2 separate regions of the Homo sapiens genome follow, and region 2 is linked to region 1. The links are chromatin contacts, found by Hi-C or POLR2A ChIA-PET in ENCODE. All regions are on one chromosome and are shown on one strand. Each heading gives the region's core, a stretch centred on a gene start or an enhancer-like site at or near the end of the contact. The rest is flanking DNA. Distances are from core to core; before and after follow the strand shown. Region 1 overlaps PODXL (podocalyxin like). Region 2 has its middle 70 kb from the start of PODXL.

Region 1 (6,529 bases), core at 1,860-4,359:
AGAAACTATTCCCCTCTCAGGTTCAAGCAATTCTCCTGCCTCAGCCTCCTGAGTAGCTGGGATTACAGGCGCCTGCCACCATACCCAGCTAATGTTTGTATTTTTAGTAGAGACAGGGTTTCGCCATGTTGGCCAGGCTGGTCTCGAACTCCTGACCTCAGGTGATCCACCTGTCTCGGCCTCCCAAAGTGCTGGGATTACAAGGCATGAGCCTTTTCAGAGCCATCACGCCTGGCCCTGAAAAGTTTCTTGGTGCTTGAAGAAAACCAGGCATTACTTACGTAGGGTGGTGGTCATCCCCGGGCTTGTGAAGGTGTAGCCAGGGATAGCCACAGTGCTTGAACTGCTTGAAATTTTCATAAGATGGTCATGTCCCGAGCTTGTTGGGGTGGCCACAGGATGCGTCGAAGTGGGTTGTCGGGGGCTAAGTGGACTTGTAGGGTGAGGGGTCGTCAGATGTTCTGCCTTAGTGGATGTGAGGTCTGTGGTCACACTGTGGCTGCTTTTCCCCCCAGAGTTTGTTGTATCTTCTGCTCCATTCTGGCTGCTTGTGGTGTTAGGTTTAGCTGTGGCTGTGGAGGTTGCAACTGTAGTGGTGTCTGCACTTTTTGTGCTCTTGGGGCTCTCGATGGTGGTAGTAGGGTTGCCTGAGCCGCCTCCTCTAGCCACGGTAGTGTTGACTGGGCCTGAGACTTGCTGAGCCAGGGTTGTAGTCCCCGGTGAGTCACTGGATACACCAAGGGTGGTCGCCTTGACCGAGGCCAAGATTTCGTTGGCCTTGGAAGTGGGGACTGTGCTCTGCTGGGCTGTATCTGTAGCCATGATGGTGACACTGGATGCTGGAGTCGGTGCTGTTTTGTTAGATGAGTCCGTAGTAGTCTGGGTTGCTGTTTGTAAAGATAACAGAGAATGGAGTTAGGGCTGGGAGGCTTCCTCACCACGCTTCTCCAGCTCTTCCCCAGGATTCAGAGGCCTTGCTCGCAGCCCTGCTGTCTGCCTTGCTAAAGGCCTGGGTCTTTGGTGAATCCAGAATTTTCGGAGGTTCAAGAAACCTCTTTTTTCTGTCTTTTTTTTTTCTTCTTCCTTTTTGTGGAGAATGGGGTCTTGCTATATTGCCCAGGCAGGTCTTGAACTCCTGGGCTCAAGCTATCCTCCCGCCTCTGCCTCCCTCAGAGCTGGGATTACAGGCGTGAGCCACCACGCCTGGCATGAAACCTCTAAGAGGGCAGCTTGGAGTGCAGCAGGGTCAGAAAAGCAAAATTCTGCTGAAGGCGAGCCCAGGCCAATGAGGCCCACCACACGTGGAGGCTGTCATGCATGCCCTGCCCTCCCCGTCCAGCCCCACACACATCCCCTTTAAGTTTCTCAATATGCTACCCCAGAACCAGCTGCCAGGAACACCTCTGTCTCCTCCTCCCCAGCTCCCAGGCACGTGGCCCACAGAAAATTCCACAGACTAATGCTTCCTGAACTGCCCTGGCCCTGTTCTGAGCTTAAGCAAAAAAGACATGGGCCCTGTTCTCATGGAAGTTATATCTAGGAGAAACTGATGATAAACTGAAATTACACAAATTACTATTTCAGTACTAGGTGAGCTGTGCCAAGAAAGAAAGGCCGAGTGCCCGGACTGCATGCAGCATGGTGGCTTCACCTGTCATTTCTTGAGGAAATAGGATCTGTGTCAGGCAATGGAGACACAATGGTGAACACGACACAGAGAGTCGTACCCTCAAGAAGCTAACACTCTGGTGGGGAGGCAGAGACTAACCACCTGGACAGAGCAGCCGTCAAATCTGCTTACTACACGGAGGAAGTGAGGAAGGAAATGATGCAGAGACGAGCGGGGAGGGACCATGTCGAATGAGGGAAAGAAAGGCATCTCTGCGATGATGGTTAAGCTAAGCCCTGAAGGATAGCAAGGAGAATGCTGTGTGAAGAATGGGAGGAGAAGTGTCCCCAGCAGAAGGAACAGAATCTGCAAAGCCCCCGAGTAGGGAAAGCTGCTGACAGAAGACAAGCAGGAATGGAGTTTGGTAAGGAGGGGTCAGGTTCAGGGCTGAGAAAATGCAGGGTCTTATGACAGTGATAGCAACTGAGCGTCCAAACCAGACATTTTTGAGAATAAAAGGCCCTCTTAAAAATCACATTCAGCCGGGTGTGGTGGCTCATGCCTTTAATCCCAGCACTTTGGGAGGCTGAGGCAGGCAGATCACTTGAGGTCAGGAGTTACAGACCAGTCTGGCCAATATAGAGAAACCCCATCTCTACTAAAAATAAAAAATAAATAAGCTGGGCGTGGTGATGGTAGTAAAGTAACTGGGCGTGGTGATCCCAGCTACTTGGGAGGCTGAGGCAGGAGAACGGCTTGAACCCGGGAGGCAGAGGTTGCAGTGAGCCAAGATGGCACCACTGCACTTCAGCCTGGGCGACTGAGCAAGACTCCGTCTCAAAAAAAAAAAAAAAAAAAATCACATCCTACGCAGAAGAAGGAGACATAAGATCATACTCCTCAGAGGCCAACATGCAGATTCCAGATTTTATTCTTGGTGCAAAAAAGAAGCCACTGAAGGCATTAAAGCACAGAAGTTTTATAGGATGACTTACAGAGAAACCTGTTCCTGCTGCTTTGGGGAATGCAGACTGGAAAGAAGAGTGTGTGGAAGAGGAAAGAGAAGTTAGGAGGCAATCACAGTAATCCAGATGGAATGAACAGCGTTGGCCACAGGAAGCTATTGACACTGGAGACAAAAGGTGGAGAGAGTCAAGACTGTTTTGGAGATCAACTGCTTGTTGATGTCCTAAGTGAGGGAAGAAGAGAATCTAAGGTGATTCCTAGTTTTCTGTCTGGAGCAGAAGGGAGTGGTGGGAAGGGGGCTGATGGCTGCATCCCGTACTCTGTGCCAGCCAGCACCCATACCATTTCTCTATATTTGGGAGTTCCGCACCCCGTGAGACTTGATGGCAGCAGAATCTGCCTCCTATGTTGATGCTCCTATGAAAATGCCAGCTCTTTGCCTTGCCAGCCTCCCCTGGGATGAGCATAAGCAGGTGGCAGTGCCACCATGAACGTGCAGTCTCATTCCAGCCGTGACGGGCTCTGCAGGCAGGAGTGGTGACATCATGCATGGAGGTGAGGCCAAGCACTCATCCTGGGCCGCAGCGCCACCTAGTGCTTGGCATGGGTAAGCAGCGCTGGCCTCCCTGAATCTACAGCCTGGCTTGAGTGAGGTTCAAAGTAGCCCTGCATGTGGCCTCCAGCAATCCCAGCTACTCCATACACTGGACAGTATCCCCATATCTTTTACACACACATTTTGCTACTGAAAAGCAGAAATGTTTATCAGGAGTAGCCGCCAGCAGCAAGACTTCAAGGATTGGTTGTCAGGCCTTACTGGGGACAAAGGGCAGTCAAAATTCTGCAAGTATTAAGGAATACTTGCAAGTGTCCCATGATATCTCAAGGATAAGCAGTCACATTATCACCTCTAATCTAGAGTGAAGTGCCCAGGAAGTGGCTTTGGTGTGGCCCAGTGGCTGCTGCCAGAGTATGAAAGGCACACTCACCAAATGTGTTTTAAAAAGCAATACAGGCTGGGTGCGGTGGCTCATGCCTGTAATCCCAGCACTTTGGGAGGCCAAGGCAGGTGGATCACCTGAGGTCACCTGAGACCAGCCTGGCCAACATTGTGAAACTTCATCTCTACTAAAAATACAAAAATTAGCCAGGCGTGGTGGCGGGCACCTGTAATCCTAGCTACTCAGGAGGCTGAGGCAGGAGAATAGCTTGAACCTGGGAGGCGGAGGTGTAGTGAGCCAAGATTGTGCCACTGCACTCCGGCCTGGGTGACAGAGTGAGACACAGTCTCCAAAAAAAAGTGGGGTGGCGGGGGGAACAGTGCAATGTGAGGGTTTGACAGGCATTTTTTCTTCTTAGTAGTTCATAAAGTAACAGTGCTTCTTACTATTGATGGCATCATAGTGTCATCTGGCAAGATACTAGATTGCTAAGGGACTATATCAGCATATTTAGGGAATTAAGAAATTGGTGGGATGATTGTTTTTTGTTTTGTTTTGTTTGTGAGACAGGATCTTGCTCTGTTGCCCAAGCTGGAGTACAGTGGCACAATCAGGACTCACTACAGCCTTGACCTCCTAGGCTCAATCAGTCCTCCCACCTCAGCCTCCGAGTAGCTGAGACCACAAGCACGCACCACCACACCCAGCTAATTTTTTTTTCTAATTTGTAGAGATGAGATCTCACTATAATGGCCAGGCTAGTCTCAAACTTCTAGGCTCAAGTGATCCTCCAGCCTCGGCCTCCCAAAGTGCTGGGATTACAGGTGTGAGCCATGGCACCCAGCCCTGGATGGTTGCTTCTTACAGTGGTGAACAGCTTAAAACAGGATTTGTCAACTCTGAAACTATTGGCATTTTGAACTGGATATTTCTTGTTATAGGCAGTTGTCCTATGCATTATACGCAGAATGCTGAGCAGCATTCCTGGCCTCTGTCTATTAGATGCAAGTAATACACATGCACGCCCCTTTCCAGTTGTAACCATGAAAAATGTCTCCAGATATTGCCAAATGTCTCCTGACGGCGACAAAATCACTGCCAGTAAAAACTACTGGTTTCAAGAAAGAGAACAACAAATTCAAATTCCTAAACCTCCTATAAAAGCACAGACTGAAAACCAGAGACTTTCCAAGAACACATTCAAGGAGTCTCTTTGTTTGCAGCTGAAGGGCTGAGAGGGCCCTTTAAAAGACTTTAAAAGCTTAATTCCGTGAGTTGCCGAATTAGGGTGTTAACTTAATTCATAAGCTCACCAGGTCTCTTATGTGAAAATAGGACCTAGAGAATTTTTTTTTTGAGACAGAGTTTCGCTCCTGTCGCCCAAGCTGGAGTGCAATGGTGCGATCTCGGCTCACTGCAACCTCAGCCTCCCAGGTTCAAGCAATTCTCCTGCCTCAGCCTCCCAAGTAGCTGAGATTACAAGTGCACGCCACCATGCCCAACTAATTTTTTGTATTTTTAGTAGAAATGGGGTTTCACCATGTTAGCCAGGCTGGTCTCGAACTACTGACCTCAGATATTCCGCCCACCTTGGCCTCCCAAAGTGCAGGGATTACAGACGTGAGCCACCGCGCCTGGCCAACTTAGAGAATTAAATGGTGACATGAGAGGGTGTAGATGAATCAGACTACCCATAAATCTCCATCTTCAATGGAATTCACTTGCCAGGAAGCTCTACCACTGCTCTCCTGTAAGATCCTCAATAACCTCACTTCAGCTCATTGGCACCGAAAGCCAAATCTCATCATGATCCCCACTGCTCTTTATTTTCTTCATACCTATAACAACAGTCAGATTCCAATATGTCCCAGGAGGAAAAACACAGACTCTGACCTAGGAGAAGGCTCACACACTAAAAATATCTACAAAAAAACTTGCAAATATTTATGGATATTTAACATAAGGGTGCTGTATCAAAAGGAGGATGATGATAATTTTACATCAGGCTGAATTACCCAGTATGGGTATGCATAGCATAGGTTTTGGATCCAATATGCTGACTCAAGCAGCTACAGGTAGTTCTCATTGCTTTCTTAGTTGGATGACTGAAACCTGGACTCAATGGAAACCTACATTAAATAAAGCTGAGTTGTCAGAAATTCCCTGGAACAATGTATAGGAAGAAATGAAAGTCTTGGCTGGGCACGGTGGCTCACGCCTGTAATCCCAGCAATTTGGGAGGCTGAGGCAGGCGGATCACAAGGTCGGGAGTTTGAGACCAGCCTGGCCAACATGGTGAAACCCCGTCTCTACTAAAAATACAAAAATTAGCCGGGCGTGTTGGCGCATGCCTGTAATCCTGGCTACTCAGGAGGCTGAGGCAGGAGAATTGCTTGAACCCAGGAGATAGCACCACTGCACTCCAACCTGGGAGACAGAGAGATACTGTGTCTCAGAAGAAAAAAAAAAGTCTTGGAGAAACAGAGTGTTTATCATGTATGTCCTGCTCACTCATGCTCTGGTGTGTCATGAGAACTCAAATGACACTCCCTTTACAAGGCTTTAAGCAACATAATTCATGACTTCTGAGATTCACATCTTTCCATGTCTCTGAAATGAGAATGTATTATAAATAATTGTGGGTCACGCTTTGACTGTGGTGCTTTTTTTTCTCTTTTTTTTTTTTTTTTTGAGACAGGGTCTTGCTCCATCACCTAGGTTGTAGTGCAGTGGCATGATACACTGCAGCATCAACTTCCTGGGCTCAAGTGATCCTTCTGCCTCAGCTTCCCAAGTAGCTGGGAGCACAGGTGTGCACTACGACACCTGAGAAATTTTGTAGAAACAGGATCTCCCTATGTTGCCCAGGCTGGTCTCGAACTCCTGTGCTCAAGTGATCCTTCTACCTCAGCCTCCCAAATTGCTGGGATTACAGGTGCAAGCCACCATGCTTGGCTTTTTTTCTTAGTGGTTCATAAAATAATAGTGCATCCTATAATTGATAGTGGCTTGG
Region 2 (6,009 bases), core at 1,458-3,957, 110 kb after region 1:
CTTATCTGATAAGCCAGCCCCTTTGTGACTCTGGCTCAGGATCCCTGCCCACCCCCGGGCCCGTGGGGGTGTGGCTGGCCACTCTTCAGTCACTGCCCTGGCTCTACGGGACACCCCGGCAGGATGAGGCTCCGACAGATAAGACCCGTGCTTGTTAGCACAGCTGTTCTCTGCAACACCCAGCCTTGTTTTCAAACCTGCGGAAACTTGGGTGCGGAAGTGTGACTACATCCACCCAACTTCAGAGTTGGGCTTGGTTCCAAATAAAAGGAAATTTAGTCAGTTTTCCCAGACAGAGGGACAAAAATAGAGTTGACAGGAACCTCAAAGGTTCTGCTGGAGTACCGGGGTCACACCTAGAAAAATCAGTTGGATCTTTGGTCTGGGCGCCCTGTTCAAATGCCCTGTTTAAACTTAAACTCTCAGCATCAACAACCACCCTCAAATCTGCCCCATGTACGTGCTTGGAGATGGTGCTCTAAAAGATTATGCTTTTTTTTTTGAGACAGGATCTCACCCTGTCATGCTGGATCATGCGATGGCATGATCTCGGCTCACTGCAATCTCCGCCTCCTGAGTTCAAGCGATTCTCCTGCTTCAGCCTCCCAATTAGCTGGGATTACAGGCGTGTACCACCACACCTGGCTAATTTTTTGTGTCTTTAGTAGAGACGGGGTTTCACCATGTTGGCCAGGTGGGTCTTGAACTCCTGACCTCGTGATCCGCCTGCCTCGGCCTCCCAAAGTGCTGGGATTATAGGCATAAGCCACTGCACCTGGCCAAAGATGATACTTTCTTTTAAGAAGGTCATTTTGTTTCTTCTGCCTTTAACAGTCCTAGAGTTTCTGTGTGTTCACTGAGCCTCTTTGGGCAATAAGCTTACTACAAGGCTCTGGGGTCTATAAATTATTTGCATGATCAAAGACATCGAACTGCATGATCAAAGAATTTAACTTTTGTATGTTTAATAGAGACTGGACAGGTAACTCGTGCTTGGCTAGATTGGCCCCTGGCAGAATCTGTTACCCCTGGATTCAGCTTTGGGTCCCATCTCAGGTGTCCAGGTCCTGTATGAGCTCCTGCTGCAGAGTGGGGCCTCGGGGCCTCCCGTGGGGAACTTGTTCTGCCTCAATGTTCTGTGCTGAACAGTGTTGACCTCACATGCGTCCTTCCTTACCTCCTGGAGAGCATTCTCCTTTTTACTGCCCTTTCAGCAACTCAGCACTAGCACATTGCATAGGACCAACTGCGGGGAGGGCTCACGTGGGCCCTGGGAAGGCCACTCTAAAGTGTGGAGGGCAGGTTTCCCACCATGCGACAGGCAGAGGTCACACTGCCGTTAGCAGCAGAACTGAGCCTGAAATTCAATCTCCTGATTCCCAGGGTCCTTACCCACCTAGTGAGCTGTGTGCCATGAGGGGGCCCCGCCCATCAAAGGGTCTCCAAAAGCCAGCGATGACATGAAGCAGGAAATGTATCATTAGAGCGGAAAAGAACCACACAGCTCCACAGCTCCATATGTTGGTCAACGGGCCCATACTGTCTGTGGCTTAAATGGGTCAGAGGTGTTGTGGCAGACAATAGAACCATCCTCATTCCTCGTGGAAAGTTTCCTGGGGAGCTCTGGACCCATAATTGAGTTGATAGTAACTGGAAAGGCTAGAGGATGGTGGGATCTAAAAATGCAGCACAGAAGTTCCTAGGGCAAGTGACTTAACCCTTTGGAGCTTTAGTTTCCTCATCTGTAAAGCAGGAACAATGAAAGTGCCTACTTCTGGCAAGGCGTGGTGGCTCACGCCCGTAATCCAAGCACTTTGGGAGGCCGAGGCGGGTGGATCACTTGAGGTCAGGAGTTCAAGACCAGCCTGGCCAACATGGTGAAACCCCATCTCTACTAAAAATACAAAAATTAGCTGAGCGTGGTGGCGGGCAGCTGTAATGCCAGCTACTCAGGAGGTTGAGGCACAAGAACCACTTGAACCCAGGAGGTGGAGGTTGCATTGAGCTGAGATCATGCCATTGCACTCCAGCCTGGGTGACAGAACGAGACTCCATCTCAAAAAAAAAAAAAGAAAGTACCTACTTCTCAGAGTGTTGTGGGGGTTAAGGTGAGATGATACCTGTGGAAAGTGCCCATGGAGCGCCTGTGCACAGGAAACTTCAGGATTCTGGAAAACTGCGTTATTTCTCTCTCTCTTTTTTTTTTTTTGAGATGGAGTCTCACTCTTTCACACAGGCTGGAGGGCAATGGTGTGATCTCAGCTCACTGTAACCTCCGCCTCCCAGGTTCAAGCGATTCTCCTGACTCAGCATCCTGAATAGCTGGGACTACCGGCACCTGCCACCGTGCCAGCTAATTTTTGTATGTTTAATAGAGACGGGTTTTCACCATGTTGGCCAGGCTGTTCTTGAACTCCTGGTCTCAAGTGATCTGCCCACCTTGGCCTCCCAAAGTGCTGGGATTACAGGTGCGAGCTATTGCACTCAGCGAAAACTGTGTTGTTACTTAAAGCCTCTCTCTGTTAGTAGCTGGCCTTCCATTTCCCTTTCCCTGGCCGATCTCCTCTGAGCCCTGGAGGGGCAGGTGTGGGATGAGTTTGTCCTTTTGAGGAGGAGACAAAGACACACAGAAGTGACTTGTTCCTGAGACATGCAGTGAGTCAACAGCTGGGGCGTCCTGGAGCCTGGGTCTCCCTGCCCCCGTGGGTCTCTCTGACAGTGCCCTGAGTTTCTGCCTGCTGCTGGCCGTCTTGGGGCCCTGCCTCCCATCTTGCAGCTGACCCTGGCCGGAAACTCCGCCCCATTGTCTTAGGCCTCGGGAGTCTGGCTGCCCTGGGGTGACAGCTTTCTCCTCTGGCTGAGATAACTCCAAGAGATGTCTATCCGTTCAGGGAAGGGGGAGCCTCTGAGCAAGCTCTTCCCTGCCCTGTGATAACGGCAGACAATGCTTAGAAAGGAGAGCGTTCCATCCCACAGCCTGCCCTCTGCACCCTCCCCCTGCTCCCACCAAACCCACCTCTCCCTCATCCCCCCAAAGGCTTTGATGAGTCTTTGGAAACTTGGGTGCGAGGCTGAGTCTCATTAACTCCTTCAGCACCGTCAGTGCTGTGAGTGTGCAGGTGGGAAATGCGCCCCTCCCTGGGCAGTCTGGTGACCTCCAGGAAGCAGGGTCAGGGCCAGGTGCTTTCTGGGTGGCTGAGGGGAGGTTTTAGTAGGGATGGTTCAATGGCTGTAGTTTTGTCCTAGGAAAAACTTTCTTTGTAGCTGAGCTCTGGAATCAAACAGATGTGAGTTTAAGTTCTGGCTCTATCATGGATGAGCTCAATGGTCTTGGGAAACTTAAGTTCCTCCTCCAAGCCCTGGCTTTCTCATCTGCTAAATGGGGGTACAAATAGCCACCACTAAGGTCATCAGAGGGAATAAATAAGTGATGAATAAATAAATAAATACACGCAGAGAACCTAGCAGAGGGCCTGGCACAGGGAGGCTATTGTGATGGTCATTTCTCCTAGAGCCACCTCTGTGCAGGCCTCGGGTTGGTGGCCTTGTGACGAGAGTGAAGGGGAACACTCTACACCTCACCCTTTACTGGAAAGAGCAGCTTCACTTCCCATGGTAAGTCAGAGAGGTCATCTTGACATGGAAGGAAAAACCCTTTGTTCATTTGATAAATATTTGTTGGCAGGTTACTGTGTGCCGTGCATCGTTTGAGCAGCTCGGGAGACCCAGTGAGTCCAGCCATCCCTGTCCACAGGTTGGTGTGAATGTGCAGGGCTAGCACAGGGGGCTGAGAAGGTAACAGATAAACTAGTGAAAACAAGTAAAAATAATATAACCTCACATAGAGAGGGGGGCTTGGAAGACAAATAAAATGACACAAGGGGTTAGAAGGTGACAGGAGGCCAGGCGTGGTGGCTAGCACCTGTAGTCTCAGCTGCGAGGTCCCTTAAACCCAGGAGTTGGAAACCAACCTGGGCAACATAGCAAGATCCCGCCTTAACAAAAAATAAAGGAATTAGCTGGATGTGATGCCTCATGCCTGTAGTCCCAGCTACTCAGGAGGCTTAGGCAGGAGGATCACTGGAGCCCAGGAGTTTGAGCCTGCAGTGAGCTGCGATTGCACCACTGCACTCCAGCTTGGGCAGCAGAGCAAGACTCTGTCTCAAAAAATAAATAAATACAAAAATAAAAAGAAGGCAACAGGTTGCACGTGTGCTATTTTTGATAGGATGTGCAGAGAAGGCCTCTCTGAAGAGGTGACATCTGAGCAATATTGGAATGAAGGGAAGGAGTGGGCCCTGGAAACCTGTGCCAGGAGTTTCCCAGTCCTAAGGAACAGCATGCTGGGAAGCCTGGGGGTGGAGGTCCAGCTCCCAGGGACAAGCTTGAGGCTGGTGTGAGGACGCAAGACTGCAGGGGCTCAGCACTGTGGCCGCGTCTATCTGGGTAACCTACTCAAACGCACTGAGGAGTCTCTCTCTGTCTGGGCCCAGGGCTCTGCCCGCATGACGGTGACCTCTGTCCCTACACAGGTGGCCTATTGCCTGCGTGTGCACACGTGTGTGTGTGTGTGAAGGGGGAGCCAAGGAACTGCAGAAAGCTGACCATGGTGGATTGCATATTTGTTTTTAATTAGGGTGATGGCAGGCAGCTGTCACTGGTTTCTTTTTATTTATTTACTTTGTCCCTGCCTTCTGATTAAAATTTCTGGTGCTATTTGCTGATGCCAGAGGCAATCTTGGGTTCTGAAAACACAGCGGGGCCCAGCTGCTCCCCTTGGGCTGGCCCTTCATTTAGGACCATGTGAAGGAAACAGCAGGTGTCGGGGCAGTGCCCTCCACGTGATACTGCTCCAAGCTCTGTGTGCCAGCCTAGGGCCCTCATTAAGACCAGAATTCAGGGAAAAGAAAGGTACCTCCATCCCCAAGTCAAGCCAGTTGCTTGACTAAACTGACTGATATTTCCCCTCATTAAATTGATGCTCATTCATCATTTCAATGCAACAAATATTTCTTGGGACCCAGCACTGCAGAGGGTGCAAGCCCAGCTGATGGTCATGGGGAAGGTGTGTTGGCTGATGGCTGTTCTCATGGGCGGGGACCCATGCCCCAATTACTGCATATTTTAAATTATCACACTGCTAGAAAAAAAAGATGAACAAGAGAATGTCTCCACCCTCAAGGAGCAGGCACATTGTAAAAATACCCATGAAACTGTCCAACTTATTTTGGACAGATGAAGTCGGAGCTTTGACAATTGGATAAACAAAGCACCAAGACATAAAGTGTATCCAAAAAATCAGCTTTTCTCAACACTTATCTCCCTGCGCTAAACCCACATGCCGCCTACCTCCTCTGTCTCTACCGACCCAGGAAAATTCACTGCCAAAATCTGTGCTGCTTTTTTTTTTTTCCTTTTAGTTTTCCCCAAGGTTTGCATTTGGAGCCACCGGAGATGGGGCTGACTTGCCAACATGCCCTCCAAGGACCCCATTCTGGCCTCCAGTTCAGGGCCTTCTTGGGGTTATCATTCTCCAGATTCCCCATCGACATGCCCCCTCCACCTCCTTACGAAACTTCTGGCTACATTTGGCTGCTGCGTCTCTCTTTACAACTTGCAGCCTACTCCTCCCTCCTCTGAATGTCGCCGTCCCTCCTTCTGCCTGTCCCAACTCTAATTCTGCCTCAGAGTCTCCTTGAAATCCCCTTGGTCTCTGGGGACTCTCACGGCCACTAAGGCCATCATTTTCTAGGCACGACCCCATGCTTCTTAGGCCTTGGTCTCTTGTGGGCTCCCTATGACCTCCTGGTCCCCTCTTCCTCATTCAGGCTCAGCTCCCCCTTTTGAGCTCTGGTGACATAAGGTGGCCTTCTCCCCTCCCAGCTGGCTGGGGCAAGGGAAGAGCACGGGCAGTGGATCATGCCACAGGGTTTTGGAAAGTCTCCCCGTGCCAGTGTTGGGTGGGATGCTCCTGTGACCCACCCGAGGGCCAGGCGGGAGGGGCGGCTG

What was found. Hi-C counts contacts between places; a loop is a spot of excess contacts on that map. ChIA-PET counts read pairs that join two places held with the same protein, here RNA polymerase II (POLR2A). Pooled maps may share reads with other maps.
Region 2: a loop to region 1 is called in a map of heart right ventricle, with 12 times the contacts of the local background. The contact joins two enhancer-like sites. A Hi-C loop is called at or near these places in 5 of 168 maps with a recorded cell type or tissue (astrocyte of the cerebellum, cardiac septum, endothelial cell of umbilical vein and 1 more) and 1 of 50 pooled maps. POLR2A ChIA-PET finds 5 or more read pairs at or near these places in 6 of 52 experiments (BJ, GM12878, H1 and 3 more).

Annotation. Positions count from the first base shown.
Region 1 is chr7:131,510,547-131,517,075 of GRCh38, forward strand. PODXL (podocalyxin like) reads right to left here. Exons shown (of 9, transcript NM_001018111.3): 2 at 282-887. Among named protein-coding and RNA genes, the nearest start is that of PODXL, 43 kb to the right of the region's middle. RefSeq lists an enhancer at 2,728-3,587. Within about 2 kb of position 3,110, at least 13 of the 41 ENCODE cell types and tissues checked have a DNase peak (open chromatin) inside an H3K27ac peak, as active enhancers do; they include endothelial cell of umbilical vein and heart right ventricle, where a contact is called at or near this core.
Region 2 is chr7:131,623,231-131,629,239 of GRCh38, forward strand. No RefSeq gene overlaps it. Among named protein-coding and RNA genes, the nearest start is that of PODXL, 70 kb to the left of the region's middle. RefSeq lists enhancers at 702-1,369, 1,370-2,035. Within about 2 kb of position 2,708, at least 10 of the 41 ENCODE cell types and tissues checked have a DNase peak (open chromatin) inside an H3K27ac peak, as active enhancers do; they include endothelial cell of umbilical vein and heart right ventricle, where a contact is called at or near this core.